Regions from separate parts of the Homo sapiens genome. Here region 1 is linked to region 2. Evidence: read pairs that join two places in POLR2A ChIA-PET (ENCODE). Cell type or tissue: Panc1. All regions are shown on one strand. Links, peaks and the distances in the headings refer to the core of each region. The heading gives the core; the rest is flanking DNA.

Region 1 (5,000 bases), core at 1-5,000, 1.7 Mb before region 2:
CCGACTCTGTGATCTTGGGCAAGTCATGGCCCCTCCCTGGGCCTCTCTCTCCATAATTAAAAAAAAAAAAAAAATCAAGGTTTAAAACGATACCATCTACCTTCCAGGGTTGTTTTGAGAATTAAATAAGGTAATATATATGAAAGAACCTAGCCTACTATCTGGCATATAATAAATGTTTACTGAATTTTAACCCTTTTTGATGTGAAAGTGCAATGCAAAAATAAAGTATTATTCCAAAAGTGAGATAAACAGAGAAAATTAATGAAACCTAATTAAGAGTGTCCGTTACCCCCCCAAAATAGAAAGATACAAAGAATGTATGTCTATCTACATGATATACATAATGTATCAATTCCTTGACTTAATAACCAAAACCAAGACCCGAGAATAACACAAACATCATCACTTGCAACTTCACAGCTTTAAGGCTGTCTAAAGGTCAGCAAAACCTAGGCACAGTTTAGGACAGGATTAGAACAGGAGAGCTTAAGGCCGGGCATGGTGGCTCACGCCTGTAATCCCAACACTTTGGGAGGCCGAAGTGGGCGGATCACTGGAGGTGAGGAGTTTGAGACCAGCCTGACCAACATGGTGAAACCCTGTCTCTACTAAAACAATATAAAAATTAGCCAGGTGGTAAAGAGCAGTCAGGTGCACCTGTGAGGAAGTCAGGTGCCGTGACTCAGACTCGAGTAAACACGAAGTATGAGTTCAACCCAGAAAACTGCTCTCTCTTGGGTTTTGCAAACTTGTCAGAAATAAATCACTAACTTTAGAAAGCTTTGGTGCAAGAAAAAAAAAAAAATTAGCCAGGTGGGGTGGCGGACGCCTGTAATCCCAGCTACTAGGGAGGCTGAGGCTGAAGAATCACTTGAACCCGGGAGGCGGAGGTTGCAGTGAGCAGAGATCGCACCATTGCACTCCAGCCTGAGTGACCACAGTGAAACTGTCTCACAAAAGAAAAAAAAAAAAAGAATAGGAGAGCTTAAAATTCAGACTAAACTTTAATTTTTTTAATTTTTTTTTTTGAGACAGAGTCTCTGTCGCCCAGGCTGGAGTGCAGTGGCACGATCTCGGCGTACAGCAACCTCTGCCTCCCGAGTTGAAGCGATTCTCCTGTCTCAGCCTCCTGGGTAGCTGGGATTACAGGCATGTGCCACTATGCCCGGCTATTTTTCTTTTTCTTTTTTTTTTTTTTTTTGAGATGGAGTCTCGCTCTGTCACCCAGACTGGAGTGCAGTGGCGTGATCTGGGCTCACTGCAAGCTCCGCCTCCCGGGTTCACACCATTCTCCTGCCTCAGCCTCCTAAGTAGCTGGGACTACAGGCGCCCACCATCACGCCCGGCTAATTTTTTGTATTTTTAGTAGAGACGGGGTTTCACCGTGTTAGCCAGGATGGTCTCGATCTCCTGACCTTGTGATCCGCCCGCCTCGGCCTTCCAAAGTGCTGGGATTACAGGTGTGAGCCACCGCGCCCGGCCTATGCCCGGCTAATTTTTGTATTTTTAGTAGAGACGGGGTTTCACCATGTTGGTCAGGCTGGTCTTCAACTCCTGACGTCAAGCATTCCACTGGCCTTGGTCTCCCAAAGTGCTGGGATTACAGGCCTAAGTCACTGTACCTAGACAGACTAAACTTTTAAAATCAACTAGACACTTTATTATTTGTTCTAAATGGTCCAAATACCAAACATCATCAATGTGGTAGTCTGACATGTGTGCTACACATACGTTTTTATTTGTTATAGTTTAGGTCTCTGTTTCTTATCTACACTGCAAGACCCAATATCCAGATATCCTCCTCATCCCTACCTGCCAAAGTGTCCTCCATTCTAATTTATTCATTTTTTTAGAGACAGGGTCTTGCTCTGTAGCCCAAGCTGGAGTGCACTGGCACAGTCATAGCTCATCACAGCCTTAAGCCCCTGGGCTCAAATGATACTTCTGCCTCAACCTCCTGGGTAGCTGGGACCACAGGTGAGAGCCACTGCATCCAGACCCTCCTCCACTCTAGTGGCTTAATCCTAGCATTCAAGAAAATTGGTAGCAAAGAAGAGCATATATCCAGGCTTTCAACAATATCAACAAATACTTATTCAGCACTTGCTATGTGTTAGGCCCTATTTGAAGCATCTAGCACACAGCATAAACAAAAACAAAGCCCCAACTCTCAAGAAGCTTATACTCTAGTGGAAAGCTATACACAAAGTACAGTAGTGATTAATGCTCAGCAAAATAAAACAACAGAAAATAATAGGGCTTAAATTTAATCCTCATTCTAGGGGCCCAAAATATAGCTTACTGTGGAAGACTGATGTATAAGAATAAAAAATTAGTTGTCATTATCTGCATTTTTGAATCACCCAAAAATGGTCAAGTTTTTCCTACATTATTAGGAGGGAGGCCGCAACAATGAGACCAGTGCACTCTCTACCAACACAGACTAAAGACTAAATCTCATAAAATAATTAGAAATAAACTAATTCAACAATGTAGACCACATATAATTTTTTCTAGCTAACATTATACTTTCATACTAGAAAAAAAAAAGGCTTAAAATAAATATTCTATTTTATCTAGTCCATTCTCAGTCAGAAAGACCTCAGAGTGGGAACGGGTCCAGGCGCAGTGGCTCACACTTATAATCCCAGGAGCTGGGGAGGCTGGAGAGGCCTCCAGGCAGGAGAGAGGATCACTTAAGCCCAGGAGTTCGAGACCAGCCTGGACAACACAGTGAAAACCTGTCTCTAGAAAGAATTTAAAAATAAGCCAGGTGTGGTGGCATGTATCTGTGGTACCAGCCACTCAGGAGGCTGAGGTAAGAGGATCACTTGGGGAGGCTGATGCTGCAGTGGTAGTGCCATTGCACTCCGGCCTGGGCAACAGAGCAAGACCCCGCCTAAAAAAAAAAAAAAAAAAAAAAAAGGCCGGGTGTGCTGGCTCACAACTGTAATCCCAGCACTTTGGGAAGCCGAGGCAGGCAGATCGCCTGCCTGAGGTCGGGAGTTTGAAACCAGCCTGGCTAACATGGTGAAACCCCGTCTCTACCAAAAATACAAAATTAGCCGGGCATGGTGGTGCATGCCTGTAATCCCAGCTACTCAGAGGCTGAAGCAGGAGAATCGCTTGAACCCAGGAGAGGGAGGTTGCGGTGAGCCCAGATTGCGTCATAGCACTCCAGCCTCGGCAACAAGAGCAAAACTCCATCTCAAAATAAATAAATAAATAAATTAATTAATTTAAAAAAGATAATCTGGTAATCGCTGCTGAATTTGGGGAGGCACTTTCAAAGGTAAACCAAGGAAAGGTGGGACTATTGCCAGAGTTTCAGTGGCCGCAGTTCCTTGTAACAGATAAATGATTTAGCTATTTCATAATTATATGTAAGACAGGTTAACAGGATTGAACATGCGATAATAACATCTTTTAGAAAAGCTCTCAATTTCTTATTTTTTATTTTTTTTTGCTAGGTGAAAGTGCTAAAAACTCTCAATTTCATCAAGATTGACAAGCACACCAGGCATAGTGGCTCACACCTGTACTCCCAGCACTTTGGGAAGCCAAGGTGGATCGCTTGAGTCTGGGAGTTCAAGACCAGACTGAGCAAAAAAAACCAGACCAGCCTGAGCAGCCCGAACAGGGATAGCCTGCCTTTACAGAAAAAATTAAAAATTAGCCAGGCATGGTGGCACATGCATGCCTGTAGTCCCAGCTACATGCTGAGATGGGAGGACCACTTGAGCCAGGCGGTTGAGGCTACAAAGAGGAATGATCACACCACTGCACTCTAGCCTGGGCAACGGAGTGAGACCCTGTCTCCAAAAAGAAAAAGAAATACAGAAATAAATCATTGTTACCTCAGAACAACCCACCCCAGCATCAAAAGGAAGCTTCTATCCCTCCCACTTGAGTACCTTCTCAGGTATACAAACTTGCATCAGAGTTCTGGCTTTGTTCTGGCAATCAATATACAAAAGTACTAATATTTTCATTACCTAAAAAAAATTAAGTCTTACTTAAGAGAAGCCAAACATTGTTTATCCACCCTTGTCATTTCCTAGCTGTTCCACTCCAACACTGCAGAATATTCTGGTTCCAAGTTCCAGAAAGTGTAGCTTATATTCCAAATCTACACATACACACCATCTTCAAAGGTGCATTTCTTTTCCACACGTAATAGGTAAATAATGAAGCTTGGCAAAAAATACTTTTTTTTTTTTTTTTTTTGAAATGGAGTCTCGCTCTGTCGCCCAGGCTGGAGTGCAGTGGTGTGATCTCAGCTCACTGCAACCTCCACCTCCCGAGTTCAAGCAATTCTCCTGTCTGAGCCTCCTGAGTAGCTGGGACTACAGGCGCCTGCCACCACATCCGGCTAATTTTTGTATTTTTAGTAGAGACAGGGTTCCACCTTGTTGGTCAGGCTGGTCTCAAACTGCTGACCTCAGGTGATCCACCCGCCTCAGCCTCCCAAAGTGCTGGGATCACAGGCATAAGCAACCGCACCCGGCCAAAAAACAATCTGTGTGTGAGAAACGGGGGTCTATGTTGCCCAGACTGGTCTCAAACTCCTGGGCTCAAGTGATCCTCCCTCCCTGGCCTCCCGAAGTGCTGGGAATATAGGTGTGAGTCACCATAACTGGCAAAAGACAATTTTTTTAAACTAGTTATTCCATTTTTTTTTTTTTTTTGAGACGGAGTTTTGCTCTTGTTCCCCAGGCTGGAGTGCAACGGCATGATCTCAGCTCAGCACAACCTCTGTCTCGCGGGTTCAAGCGATTCTCCTGCCTCAGCCTCCTGAGTAGCTGGGATTACAGGCATGCGTCACCACGTTCGGCTAATTTTGTATTTTCAGTAAAGACGGGGTTTCTCCATGTTGTGTCAGGCTGGTCTCGATCTCCCGACCTCAGGTGATCCACCCGCCTCAGCCTCCCGAAGTGCTGGGATTACAGGCGTGAGACACTGTGCCTGGCCTTTTTTTTTTTTTTTTTTTTTGAGGT
Region 2 (14,884 bases), core at 5,398-10,397:
ATTTTTTGTATTTTTAGTAGAGATGGAGTTTCACTATGTTGGCCAGGTTGGTCTCAAACTCCTGACCTCAGGTGATCCGCCTGCCTCGGCCTCCCAAAGTGCTGGGATTACAGGCGTGAGCCACCGTGCCCAGCCAATTTGTTGTTTTTAAATAACCTTGTTTACAACTTTGTAATATTGATAAATTTTATAAACAATGAGATGTATGAGGCAAAAAGTGAAAGCACACACACACACACACACACACACACACACACACACACACGGACTCTGCCTGAAGCAACAGCACTGTGTATTTTTCCAGAGCTTTTCTCTATCTTTATCTTTATGAGCATATTTCTGGAACTTGCGTTTGGGGGTTGAAGTGCTTCCTCACAGGGAGTTAAGCACACCTATAAATAGCTGTGACGCATCACGGACTGTGAAAAACACTGCAGCTGAGTCACCCGGTGTGTCGGGAACCTGCGTCAGGGAGAGTCATGAGCATGGGGTGGCTTCAGAGATGGAGTGGGGCCTTAATTAGGCCCGGAAGGATGAGCTGGTGGATAAGTTGGACAGGACATTCCAGGCAGGCACTTGGTCTAGAGGTGGGCTGATCATTTCTAAATGGCAGAACCCTGACAAACGTGAGACTGAGAGTCCACAGAGGGGCACGTGGGGCTGAGCTGAGAGGCCCCCAGGGCCAGCATCCTGGCCCATGCCTTATGGAAGGCCAGACTAGAAGCCCTGGGCCAGCCCCAGGAAATAGGAAGTTTCCAGGCCGTGGACCTCCTGTGCCCCTCAGGGTGGGGGCCATGGAAGAGCTCCTCTTTGTTGCAGGGAGGGGAAGTCTGTACCCCAAAAAGGTCTTCCCATAATCCTGGAGCTGGGAGTGTGCTCGATGCACCAATGGCAAATGGTGTGCAGCAAACGCGCTCCGTTCCTGGCACTCTTACCACTGTCAAGAGAGGGACCCCAGAACTCAGGAGGCAGCCACCAGCAATCAGCAGGAGCTGGCAGGGGAGGCAGACGGGCCTCCGTCTCTCTCCCATTTCTTAAATTGGCAGATGAATGATCTGCAGGGAATGGTCTGTCCTGAGTCGCAAGTCCCAGACCTTGGGAGTCCTTCCAGGGGTGCACACTGCCCCCTAAGGAGCTGGTGCACGAGGTGCAAGCTGGGGCCCTGTGGGGAGGGCTCCAGAGTGAGGTAGGACCTTCATCCCTTCAGCCTCTCCAAATACAGACTGGCAACAGAGAGTTCCTGGCAATGGTAGGCAGAGGCCCTGAGACAGCCAGCCCTGGCTCCAGGTCCGGCAGTGAGGAGGTGAAAGCAGGTCTGGAATTAAGATTTCCTGCCCGTCAGTCAGGTCCGGTCTGCCATGGGGCTTTTTCTTTTCCCTTCAAGAACCCAAAGCCAGCCAGGTACGGTGGCTCATGCCTGTAATCCAGCACTTTGGGAGGCTGAGGTGGGTGGATCACTTGGGGTCAGGAATTTGAGACCAGCCTGGCCAACATGGTGAAACCCTGTCTCTACTAAAAATACAAAAATTAGCCAAGTATGGTGGCACACACTTGTAATCCCAACTTCTCGGGAGGCTGAGGCAGGAGAATCGCTTGAACTCAGGAGGCAGAGATTGCAGTGAGCTGAGATCGAGCCAGTGCAGTCCAGCCTGGGCAACAGAGTGAGACTCCGTCTTAAAAAAAAAAAAAACAAAAAGCAAAAAACACAAAAGAACCAAGTGATCTGCAGGAACTGAAGAGGGAGGGAAGGGCAATCAGATTCTCTGCCCAGCTCGGCCCTAACTCAAAGGTGAGGACAGGCATGACCTGGCCTTATTTCCCATGCTCTGTAACTGGAGGGCTTGTAGCCCACAGGCCGGTGTGTGGCTAACAGGGCCCTTCTTTTTTCCTGCAGTTTGCTCTGTCTCCTGTTGCGTGTGTGCCTCATGTTTGCATGGTGTCTCTGCTTTTAGTTCTTTTCTGTTCTCCTGTTGAGCCCTGCCGAACTCTTCCTGTGTTCCTGGATCCTTCTGGCCCTGTATCTTATTGCGAGACAGTCACCCCCGGGCAGGAGTGGCCTGAGTTGGGCATTTTCAATCAGAGGGACTCTCCACATCAGCCTGTGGTAGGGCCCAGGAACATGTGCTCTTCCACTGAGGCTGCTGCCTGGTCACAGGAGCTGGACCTCTGCAGCCTGTGGACATCTCTCGGGTGTCTGTGTCCTTGGCTCAGGAGGTGTCAAGCAAAATGTCAGCTTATTTGCCAGGCACAGTGGCTCACACCTTTAATCTCAGCACTTTGGGAAGCAGAGGTGGGAGGATCGATCGTTTGAGTCCAGGAGTTAAGAGACCAGCCTAGGCAACATAGGGAGACCCCATCTCTAAGAAATATATATATATATATATATACACATATTTTTGAGACGGAGTTTCACTCTTGTTGCTCAGGCTGGAGCGCAATGGTGCAATCTCGGCTCGCTGCAACCTCCGCCTCCCGGGTTCAAGCGATTCTCCTGCCTCAGCCTCCCGAGTAGCTGGGATTACAGGCGCGCACCACTGCACCACCACACCTGGCTAATTTTTTGTGTTTTTAGTAGAGACAGGGTTTCACCATGGCCAGGCTGGTCATGAACTTCTGACCTCAGGTGATTTGCCCACCTCGGCCTTCCAGAGTGCTGGGATTACAGGTGTGAGCCACTGCGCCCGGCCTCTAAAAAATATATATATATTTTTTTGAGACAGAGTCTCACTCTGTCGCCAGGCTGGAGTGCAGTGGTGTGATCTCGGCTCACTGCAACCTCAGACTCTCTGGTTCAAGCAATTCTTCTGCCTCAGCCTCCCAAGTAGCTGGGATTACAGGCACGTGCCACCACGTCCAGCTAATTTTTATATTTTTAGTAGAGATGGGGTTTCACCATGTTGGCCAGAATGGTCTCGATCTCCTGATCTCATGATCCACCCACCTCGGCCTCCGAAAGTGCTGGGATTACAGGCGTGAGCCACCACGCCCGGCCTCTAAAAAATATTTTTAAAAAATTTAGTCAGCCGGGTGCGGTGGCTCATGCCTGTAATCCTAGCACTTTGGGAGGCCGAGGAGGTTGGATTACCTGAGGTCAGGAGTTCAAGACCAGCCTGGCCAACATGGCAAAACCCCATCTCTACTAAAAATAACAAAAATTAGCTGGGCATGGTGGCAGGTGCCTGTAATTCCAGCGTCTCCGGAGGCTGAGGCAGGAGAATCGCTTGAACCCAGGAGGCAGAGGTTGCAGTGAGCCAAGATCACGCCATTGTGCTCCAGCCTGGGCAACAAGAGTGAAACTCTGTCTGGAAAAAAAAAATTTTTTTTTTAGTCAGACATCCTGGCACATGTCTGTAGTCCCAGCTACTCAGGAGGCTGAGGCAGGAGGGATTGCTTGAGCCTGGGAGGTAAAGGCTACAGTGAGCTGTGATAGCACCACTGCACTGCAGCCTGGGTGAGACCCCATCTCAAAACAAAACAAAACAAGACAAAACCAAACCAAAAACCAACCAAACAAAAAACCCCTCAAACTGTCAGCTCATAAAGGCATGGGGAGGAGATGAGGCTGCAAGATGAGTCTATGAAATCAGGGCTTCCTCAAGCTGGCCTCCCTCTAGGGACCAGGAGGCTTCCAGTGGTGGGAGAGCTGCAGAGGGCGCTGTGGACCACAGGTGGGTGTGATCAGGAGGCCCTGCCTGCAGGTGGACAGGCACTGCAGGAGAAACCGGTTCAGGTCAGCTGAGCTTGAGCTGTCATTCAATGTGAACGTGGAATGAAATTATCATATTCACTGGAAGTTCCAAAAATAATAGAGAGGCTGGTAACCTTTACCCAGTTTCCTCCAATGGGAACATCTTACATAACTATAGTATATTTTCAAAACCAGGAAATTTGTATTGGTACATCCCAGAAATCTTTAGATTTTTTTTTTTTTTTTTTTTTTTTACAACGGAGTCTCGCTCTGTTGCCCAGGCTGGAGTGCAATGGCACAATTTCGGCTCACTGCAACCTCTGCCTCTCGGGTTCAAGCGATTCTCCTGCCTCAGCCTCCCAAGTAGCTGAGATTACAGGTGCCTGCCACCATGTCCGGCTAATTTTTGTATTTTTAGTGGAGACAGGGTTTCACCATGTTGGCCAGGCTGGTCTTGAACTCCTGACCTCAAGGGATCTGCCCTCCTCGGCCTCCCAAAGTGCTGGGATTACAGGCGTGAGCCACCGTGTCTGGCCGAGGAATCTTATTTAGATTTAAATTTTACAAGTGCATGTGTACTTGTTCACCATGGCCAGGCTGGTCATGAACTTCTGACCTCAGGTGATCCGCCTGCCTTGGCCTTCCAGAGTGCTGGGATTACAAGTGTGAGCCACTGTGCCCGGCCTCTAAAAAAGATTTTTAAAAAATGTAGTCGGCTGGGTGTAATATTATGTAATTATCTCACGTAGATCTGTGTAATCACCACCATAATCCTATCATACTATCTCCTCCTTAACCCCTGACAACTACTCATCTGTTCTCTATTTCTACACTTTTATCATTTCATGAGGTATACAAATGGAATCACAGAGCAGGTCACCTTTTGAGATGAGTGTTTTTCTTTCTTTCTTTCTTTTTTTTTTTTTGAGATGGAGTCTCTCTCTGTTGCCCAGGCTGGAGTGCAGTGGCGTTATCTCAGCTCACTGCAAGCACCACACCCGGCCTGAGATGGGTGTTTTTCATGCAGCATAATTCTCCTGAGATCCATTCAGGTCATTTCATTCCATTTTATTGCTGAACAGTATTCCATGGTATGGGTGCACCACAGTTATTTTAACCATTAACTCATGGAAGGACATTTGGATTGTTTCCAGATATTGACCATTATAAAATAAACTGCTAAGAACATTCACGTACATGCTTTTGAGTGGGGATAAGTTTTTGTTTCTCTAGAATAAATGCCCAAGAGTGCAGTGGCTGGGTTGTATAATAATTATATGTTGGCCGGGCATGATGGCTCACGCCTGTAATTCCAGCACTTTGGGAGGGCGAGGAGGGTGGATCACCTGAGGTCAGGAGTTTGAGACCAGCCTGGACAACATGGTGGAACCCTGTCTCTACTAAAAATACCAAAAAAATTATCTGTAATTACCTGTAATCCCAGCTACTCAGGAGGCTGAGGCAGGAGAATTGTTTGAACCCAGGAGTCAGAGGCTGCAGTGAGCCAAGGTGGCGCCATTGCACTCAAGCCTAGGCAACAAAGCGAGACTCCGTCTCAAAATAATAATAATAATTATTATTATATGTCTAGGTTTTTAAGAAACTGCTGAACTGTTTTCCAGAGTGGCGGAACTATTTTATGTTTCCACCAACAAAGTATGAGAGATTTAGTTTCTTTGCCTGCTTGCCAGTATTTGGTATTGTCATTGTTTTAATTTTATTTGTTCAAATAGGTGTGCAGTGATATCTCATTTAGTCATCCAGGTTTTTTTTTTTTTTTTTTTTTTGAGACAGAGTCTCACTCTGTTGCCCAGGCTGCAGTGCAGTGGCACGATCTCAGCTCACTGCAACCTCCGCCTCCTGGGTTCAAGCAATTCTCCTGCTTCAGCCTCCCGAGTAGCTGGGATTACAGGCATGCGCCACCACACCTGGCTAATTTTTTGTATTTTAGTGGATACGGGGTTTCACCATATTGCCCAGGGTGGTCTCGAACTTTTTTTTTTTTTTTTGAGATGGAGTCTCGCTCTTGTTGCCCAGGCTGGAGTGCAGTGGCACGATCTCGGCTCACAGCAACCTCCACCTCCCAGGTTCAAGCGATTCTCCTGCCTCAGCCTCCAGAGTAGCTGGGATTACAGGCATGCATCACCACGCCTGGCTAATTTTTGTATTTTTACTAGAGACAGGGTTTCTCCGTGTTGATCAGGCTGGTCTCAAACTCCTGATCTCAGGTGATCCACCCGTCTAGGCCTCCCACAGTGCTGGGATTACAGGCGTGAGCCACCGCACCCGGCCTTCGAACTCTTGAGCTCAGGCAATCTGCCTGCCTCAGCCTCCCAAAGTGCTAGGATTACAGGCGTGAGTCACCATGCCCGGCTGGTCATTGAGTTTTTAATTTGTAGAATACACACCAAAAAGTTCTTTTGATTCCAGGAGATTGAATTCTCTCATCATTCACCTCTCTGTGGACAGACAAGCTAGACATCTATTTGTATTTAGTAGGTGATAATGACCCCTTGGCAAGTGTTACATCTAGTTACCATCCCGTGTGAGACACTCAAGTGAGTGGGGTATGGGGAGAAGCATGGAAGCAGGACCTTCCTAGGGAGAAGCAAATCACAGCTGTAAGGAGGGTAGAGACCAGAGGTTTTCCAGCCCATCCCCATCCTTCTGAGGTCATTGTCCTGTGTCTTCAGGCAGCAACTCTCAGATATTTGCTGTGTTCTTCATTCGTTACCTTCTAGGCTACAGTTGCCACAGTGTGGTATATGTTTAGGGGTTTTCTTCTGGCCTTGGAGACTTTCAGGAGCATCTGTGGTTTGCTGAGGAGTTAGGTTCACCTTGTTTTGAGCTGTGAAGTGTTGTCCACAAATATCTGGCTGGTTGTACAGGGTTGACTTGCAGTGAGAGGCAGTTATTACCTATGAGAGATGGTCAAGGTCATTTCACAGGGCCCAGAGCGTCAGGGTTGGAAGCAGTTCCTTCTCCAGATTTCCTCCTAGACTCGGGCTTTGGCCGGAGTGAAGGTATTGGTATAGAGTCCACTGCTGGCCTGGCTACCACCGCTCCAGCTAAATGAAAAAGCACTTGGAACAGAAAGGAGTCTTTGATGGGGATGGCAACACATCCTCCAGGGTTTGAAGGAACAGCTGGGATATAAGCTAAGCCCATCACCTCTGCTGGCAGAGATCAGAGCACAGCACTTGTGACCCTGAAGGACAAGTCCTATTTAAACTTTTAGGATCACCGGGCGTGGTGGCCCATGCCTGTAATCCCAGTGCTCTGGGAGGCCGAGGCGGGCAGATCATCTGAGGTCGGGAGTTTGAGACCAGCCTGAACAACATGGAGAGACCCTGTCTCTACTAAAAATACAAAGTTAGCCGGGCGTGGTGGCGCATGCCTGTAATCCCGACAACTCGGGAGGCTGAGGCAGGAGAATCGCTTGAACCCGGGAGGCGGAGGTGGCGGTGATCCGAGATCGCGCCATTGCACTCCAGCCTGGGCAACAAGAGCAAAACTCCGTCTCAAAAAAAAAAAAAAAGAGAGAGAAAAAAAACCTTTTAGGATCAGTGATTCCATAACTTCAGGAAGGGCATAGTTCCTGAGCTCTGATTCTAGCTACTGCCAGAAGCTAGTAGCTCCACTCAAAGTGATAAATTCTTTTTTTTTTTTTGAGAGGGAATCTCGATCTGTCGCCCAGGCTGGAGTGCAGTGGCACGATCTTGGCTCACTGCAACGTCCGCCTCCTGGGTTCAAGCGATTCTTCTGCCTCAGCCTCCTGAATAGCTGGGATTACAGGCGCACGCCATGACACCTGGCTAATTTTTAAATATTTTTTAGTAGAGATGGGGTTTCACCATGTTGGTCAGGCTGGTCTTGAACTCCTGACCTCGTGATCTGCCCTCCTCAGCCTCCCAAAGTGCTGGGATTATAGGCGTGAGCCACCGTGCCCAGTCCAAAGTGACAAATTCTCAAGATATAGCCATGGTGAGTTCACAAAGAGCTTTGAGAGTTCTTTATATATTATAGACACAAGTTCTTGATCAGATATTTGATTTGCAAATATTTTCTTCAGTCTGTGGCTTGTCTTCATTCTTTTTTTTTTTTTTTGAGACAGAGTCTCACTCTATCACCCAGGCTGGAGTGCAGTGGCATGATCTCGGCTCACCGCAACCTCTGCTGCCTGGGTTCAAGCGATTCTCCTGTTTCAGCCTCGTGAGTAGCTGGGATTACAGGTGCCTGCCACAGCGCCTGGCTAATTTTTGTATTTTTAGGAGAAACGGGGTTTCACCATCTTGGCCAGGCTGGTCTTGAACTCCTGACCTCATGATCCACCCACCTTGGCCTCCCAGAGTGCTGGATTACAGGCGTGAGCCACCACGCCTGGCCGTCTTCATTCTCTTAAAAATGTTTTTTTTGAAGAACAGAAGTTCTTTCTCTTTTCCTTTTTTTGATACAGGGTCTCACTCTGTCGTCCAGGCTGCAGTGCAGTGTCACAATCATAGCTTGCTGCAGCCTCCACCTCCCAGGCTCAAGTGATCCTCCCATCTCAGCCTTCCAAGTAGCTGGGACTACACGTGTGCCACCACCATGCCTAAACTTTTTTTTTTTGAGACAGAGTCTCGCTCTGTTGCCCGAGGCGGGCAGATCACCTGAGGTTGGGAGTTTGAGACCAGCCTGAACAACATGGAGAGACCCTGTCTCTACTAAAAATAGAAAAAATTAGCTGGGTGTGGTGGCGGGCAGCTGTAATCCCAACTACTAGGGAGGCTGAGGCAGGAGAATCACTTGAATCCGGGAGGTGGAGCTTGCTGTGAGCTGAGATCGCGCCATTGCACTCCAGCCTGGGCAACAAGAGCGAAACTCCATCTCAAAAAAAGAAAACACTGTCCTTTGTCCACTAAATTGCCTTTGACTTTTGTCAAATATTAATTAATCATATATGTATGGATATATTTGTAGACTTTCTGTTTTGTTCTGTTAATCTGTTTGTCTATCTTTTTTAAAACAAAACAAAACAAAACAGGGTCTTACCTTGTCATGCAGGCTGGAGTGCAATGGTGTGATCTTGGCTCACTGCAGCCTCAAACTCTTGGGCTCAAGTGATACTCCCGCCTCAGCCTCCCAAGTTCCCAGGTAGCTGGGACTACAGGTGCATGCCACCACACCCAGCTAACTTTTATTTTTTGTAGAGATGGAGTCTCACTAGTTGACCAGGCAGGTCTCAAATTCCTGGACTGAAACAATCCTCCCGCCTTAGCCTCCCAAAGTGCTGTGATTACAGGCGTGAGCCACCACATGGCTTATTTCTCTTTTGGGTTTTTTTTTTCTTTTTTTTTTTTTTTTTTTTCAGTCTTACTCTGTCACCCAGGCTGGAGTGCAGTGGCGTGATCTCGGCACATTGCAACCTCTGCCTCCTGAATTTAAGTTATTCTCGTGCCTCAGCCTCCCGAGTAGTTGGGACTACAGGGTGCCCACCACCACACCTGGCTAATTTTTTTTTTGGATTTTTAGTAGAGACGGGGTTTCACCATGTTGGCCAGGCTGGTCTTGAGTGATCCGCCTGCCTCGGCCTTTGTCTAATTTGTGCCAATACCACACTATCTTGATTGCTGTAATTTTATTTATTTACTTATTTTAGAGACCGGGTGTCGCTATGTTGCCCAGACTGGTCTCAAACTCCTGGCCTCAAGTGATCTTCCCACTTCGACCTCCCAAAGTGCTGGGATTACAGGCATGAGCCACCGTGCCCAGCCAATTTCTGTAATTTTATTTTTTTTGAGACTGAGTCTCACTCTGTCACCTAGGCTGGAGTGCAGTGGTGTGATCTTGGCTCACTGCAGCCTCTGCCTCCTGGGTTCCAGCGACTCTCCCACCTCAGCCTCCTGAGTAGCTGGGATTACAGGTGCTTGCCACCATGCCCAACTAATTTTTGCATTTTTATTTTTTTTTAATTTTTATTATTTTTTTTGAGACAAGAGTCTCACTCTGTTGCCAGGCTGGAGTGCAGTGGCATGATCTCAGCTCACTGCAGCCTTCACCTCCCAGGTTCAAGTGATTTTCCTGCCCCAGCCTCCCGAGTAGCTGGGACTACAGGTGTGCGCCACCACGCCCAGCTAATTTTTTGTATTTTTAGTAGAGACAGGGTTTCATCATGTTGGCCAGTATGGTCTCGATCTCTTGACCTCATGATCCGCCTGCCTTGGCCTCCCAAAATGCTGGGATTACAGGCCTGAGCCACTGTGCCTGGCCTAATTTTTGCATTTTTAGTACAGATGGTCTTTCGCCATGTTGGCCAAGCTGGTCTGTTTCTAACTCCTGACCTCAGGTGATCTGCCCACCTCGGCCTCTCAAAATGCCGTGATTACAGGCGTGAGCCACCATGCCCACCCAAATTTCTGTAATTTTTTTTTTTTCCAGACAGAGTTTCACTCTTGTTGCCCAGGCTGGAGTGCAATGGCATGATCTCGGCTCAGTGCAATTTCTGCCTCCTGGATTCAAGCGATTCTCCTGCCTCAGCCTCCCAAGTAGCTGAGATTACAGGTGCCCACCACCATGCCCAGATAATTTTTTTTTTTTTTTTTGAGACGAAGTCTCATTCTTGTCCCCCAGGGTGGAGTGCAACGGCGTGATCTCGGCTCACTGCAACCTCCGCCTCCTGGGTTCAAGTGATTCTCCTGCTTCAGTCTCCCGAGTAGCTGGGATTACAGGCGCCAACCACCATGCCCGGCTAATTTTTGTATTTTTAGTAGAGACGGGGTTTCACCATGTTGGCCAGGCTGGTCTTGAACTCCTGACCTCAGGTGATCCGCCCACCTCGGCCTCCTAAAGTGCTGGGATTACAGGCGTGAGCCACCACGCCTGGCTAATTTCTGTAATTTTATATTAAGTCTTGGTTATATAAGTCACGTAGTTTAACTTTTCCAGTTTTATTATTTTCAACATTGTCTTGACTATTCTAGGTCCTTTGCATTACCACAAGAATTTTGGAATGAGCTTGTTAACTTGTATTAAAAAGCCTACTGGGATTTTGACTGGTATTGCATTGAATAGTTTATTTTGGAAGAATCATCATATTAACAATATTGAGTTTGGTATATCTCAGCTCAATATTGAGATGGTAAATCTCTATCTGGTAATCTCTCAGTAATGCTTTGTAATTTTCAGAGAACAGGTCAACTGCTTTTCAAATTCATTCCTAAGTATTTCATTTTTAAATGATATTGTAAGTGGCTATATATATATATATATGTTTTTTTGTGTGTGTTTTTTTGAGAGAGAGAGAAGGTCTCAGTCTTGTCCCCCAGGCAAGAGTGCAGTGGCATTATCATAGCTCACTGCAGCCTCAAACTCCTGGGCTCAAGCGATCCTCCTACCTCAGCCTCAGCTCAGGAGCTGGGACTACAGATGCCCGCCACCAAACCTGGCCAAATTAAAAAAAAAATTATGATTTTGTTGAGAGACAGAATTATAATTTTTTTCTTTTTCTTTTTCTTTTTGGTAGAGACAAGGGTCTCACTATGTTTCCCAGGCTGAGCTTGAACTCCCAGCCTCAAACAATCCTCCAACAGCAGCCTCCCAAAGTACAGGATTATAGCCATGAGCCACCACATTTGGCTGTATTATGTTTTAAGATTTTCAATTTCCAGTGTTTCATTGACAGTATATAGAAATAATATTGATTTTTGTATTGATCTTACAACTTGCAACATTGCTAAATTACTTTTTTTTTTTTTTGGCAGAGTCTCACTCTGTCGCCCAGGCTGGAGTGCAGTGGCGCAATCTTGGCTCACTGCAAACTCTGCCTCCTAGGTTCAAGCAATTCTCATGCCTTAGCCTCCCTAGTAGCTATTTGGTAATTTTTGTACAGACAGGATTTTGATGCTGGCCAGGCTGGTCTCGAACTCTTGACCTTAAGTGATCCACCAGCCTCTGCCTCTCAAAGTGCTGGGATTACAGGCAGCTGCCATCACGCCCAGATAATTTTTGTATTTTTAGTATAGACAGGGTTGCACCATGTTGACCAGGCTGGTCTTGAACTCCTGACCTCAGGTGATCTGCCCGCCTTGGCCTCCCAAAGTGGTGGGATTACAGGCGTGAGCCACCGCGCCTGGCCTCAGACTTCTTTTAACTGCATGTTTGGATTACTGTACTAGGAGGGTCTTTTACATATATTTATCTTATTTTATTTTTCCCACGGGAAATAGGTGGTGTGGTGGGCAGCTTCTAGCTCCAGTGATTCTCCACCTCCTGATATTGACATCCTTGTGTAGTCCCCTTCCACGCTGTATCCGAGTTGATGTGTGATTCTGTGTGATGGTTCTAAAATGTAATGCATGAATAGGCCAGGCATGGTGGGTGGCTCACACCTGTAATCCCAGCACTTTGGGAGGCTGAGGTGGGAAGATCGCTTGAGGTCAGGAGTTCAAGACCAGCCCGGCCAACACCAACATGGCGAAACCCCATTTCTACTAAAAACACAGAAATGGTCTGGGTGTGGTGGTGTGCGCCTGTAATCCCAGCTACCCAGGAGGCTGAGGTGGGAGAAATGCTTGAACCCAGGAGGTGGAGGTTGCAGTGAACCTAGATGGCACCACTGCATTCCAGCCTGGGCGACAGAGGGAGACCCTGTCTCAAAGTAAATAAATAAATATGTAATGCATGAATAGGAAATTTGAGGGCCAGTAAGGCCAACAGATCAGGAGATGACCACTGGAGAGCTTGTTGCATTTCTCAAAAGGAAGGGGCATGCATACCATGGTGGAGGAGGGTGTTCGTCAAGAGTCAGAGGGGAAAGAGGGGAAGACGGGAGCTGTGCAAGAACCTTTCTTTTTTTCTTTCTTTTTTTTTTTTTTTTTTTGAGATGCAGTCTTGCACTGTCACCCAGGCTGGAGTGCAGTGGCGCGATCTTGGCTCACTGCAACCTCCGCCTCCCGGGTTCAAGCAATTCCCCTGCCTCAGCCTCCCGATTAGCTGGGACTACAGGTGTGAGCCACAACGCCCGGCTAAGTTTTTGTATTTTAGTAGAGACGAGGTTTCACCATGTTGGCCAGTATGGTCTCAGTCTCCTGACCTCGTGATCTGCCCACCTCAGCCTCCCAAAATGCTGGGATTACAGGCATGAGCTACTGCGCTTTGACCTGCAAGAGCCTTTCTTGTGGTTTCTGAGGGAAGGGGTGGGCAGGACAGGATAACAGTTTTAGGACTGCTAGTTTCAGGATTGGTCAATTTCAGGCTCTGGGGCATAGGGGCTGTCCCTTTAGTCTGGTACCGCGCCCTGGGGTGATTAGGGTAGTGACCGGCAGCCTGAAGTGGGAAAGCATGATAAAGGAGATGGTGGGGGGGTGCGCGCTCTGGACTGGTTGGTTTGCATTTGAAAAGCACACTCTCAGGTGAGTTGTTCTCTATCCCTAAGAACTCTTGGAAGAGGTGGTCCCTCCAGTGGGGTCAGCAAGGCTCCAGATGTCAAAGCATCAGAATAAAGAAAATCAAAGACATGGCTAATACAGTGGCCAATAGAATATGAGAGAAGTGTTGATGTATCGCTTCCAAGACTAGGTTATATAGATACAGTGCCGATCAGTGTGCTCTCTCTCTTTCTCTGATCACTTGTTCCAGGGAAAGGCAGCTTCCATGTTGCCAGGAGCTGAGGCCTTTTGCCAACAGCTGTGTGAATGAGCTCTTTCTCATGTGGATCCTCTAACCCCAGTGATGAGGCTACGACCACATGTGTAAGTTATCTATTGCTGCGTACAAGTTAACTCAAAGTTTTCAAATGATTGCAATCTCTTAAGAGACCCTGGGCCAGACACGGTGGCTCATGCCTGTAATCCCAGCACTTTGGGAGGCCGAGGCAGGTGGATCACCTGAGGTCAGGAGTTCGAGACCAGCCTGGCCAATATTGTGAAACCCTGTCTCTACTAAAAATACAAAAAATTAGCTGGCATGGTGGCACACGCCTGTAATCCCAGCTACTCGGGAGGCTGAGGCGGGAGAACCACTTGAACCTGGGAGGCAGAGGTTGCAGTGAGCCAAGTTTGCACCATTGCACTCCAGCCTGAGAAACAAGAGCGAGACTCCGTCTCAAAGAAAGCAAAACAAAACAAAAATAAGACCCTGAGCTGAAACCTCCCAGCTAAACTACTCCCAGGTTCTTGACTTACAGAAACCAGAGATATAATAAATATTTGTTGGTTTAAGCTACTACACTTTGAGGTAACTTTTATGCAGCAATAGATAATACATGTGATACTAGCCTCATTTTATGGATGAAGGCAAAACTCAGAGGGTAAGATGACCAGGTCAAGGTCACGGAATAAACAAGTGACAGAAATGACTTGCCCTCAGAGAGGAGCCTTGCCCATGGTACATTCTCCACAAATATTTGTTGAATTGGCCCATCTTTTTTCTGCTATCATTAACTAAAAATTGAGGCACAATGGTGATTAGTTAAGATCAACATAGCCGGGCGCAGTGGCTCACGCCTGTAATTCCAAGCACTTTGGGAGCCCAAGGTGGGCGGGTCACAAGGTCAGGAGATCGAGACCATCCTGGCCAGCATGGTGGAACCCCATCTCTACTAAAAATACAAAAATTAGCTGGGCATGGTGGTGCGTGCCTCTAGTCCCAGCTACTCAGGAGGCTGAGGCAGGAGAATCGCTTGAACCAGGGAGTCGGAGGTTGCAGTAAGTCGAGATCACGCCACTGTATTCCAGCCTGGAGACAGAGCAAGACTGTCTCAAAAAAAAAAAAACAAAAACCCCCCCCCCCCAAAAAAACCAATGTGAATTAACATGGTAACAGCCTGTATGCCTGTTATTGGGCCAGGGACACTTGTTCTCCATTAGGTGCCTTGCTGACCCAGGGAAAGGCAAAGTCCTGTGTATGTGAACATCTGTCCTCTTTGTTGCCCCAAATCCAAATCTTCTTTCAGGGGAATCCCAGGACAGATAAGAAACAGGACCATTATCAGTCTGGGTCCAATCAGCAAAGAAAAAAAAACACACAATAATTTGAATAGGGAGGAATTTTTTTTTTTTTTTTTTTTTTTGAGACAGTCTCGCTCTTTCACCCAGGCTGGAGTGCAGTGGCGCTATCTTGGCTCATTGCAACCTCTGCCTCCTGGGTTCAAGTGATTCTCCTGCCTCAACCTCTTGAGTAGCTGGGACTACAGATGCATGCCACCACGCCTGGCTAATT

What was found. ChIA-PET counts read pairs that join two places held together with the same protein. Peaks named below come from ENCODE experiments on the same cell type or tissue, not always from the same donor. Only the 100,000 strongest peaks of a DNase experiment are listed, where the experiment ranks them.
Region 1: POLR2A ChIA-PET joins it to region 2 with 5 read pairs; 2 of 35 experiments call an interaction of 5 or more read pairs at or near these places.

What each region holds. Positions count from the first base shown.
Region 1 is chr11:67,125,938-67,130,937 of GRCh38, reverse strand. All of the region lies in intron 2 of KDM2A (lysine demethylase 2A), which reads right to left. Among named protein-coding and RNA genes, the nearest start is that of KDM2A, 9.2 kb to the right of the region's middle. In Panc1, for the core only: no CTCF peak of the experiment used is centred there; no DNase peak of the experiment used is centred there.
Region 2 is chr11:65,457,807-65,472,690 of GRCh38, reverse strand. It overlaps the pseudogene FAUP4. Among named protein-coding and RNA genes, the nearest start is that of ENEMAL, 12 kb to the left of the region's middle. RefSeq lists enhancers at 452-531, 852-1,397, 12,748-13,393, a cis regulatory region at 183-742 and silencers at 1,072-1,151, 12,835-12,894. In Panc1, for the core only: no CTCF peak of the experiment used is centred there; no DNase peak of the experiment used is centred there; H3K27ac peaks cover 1,164 bases.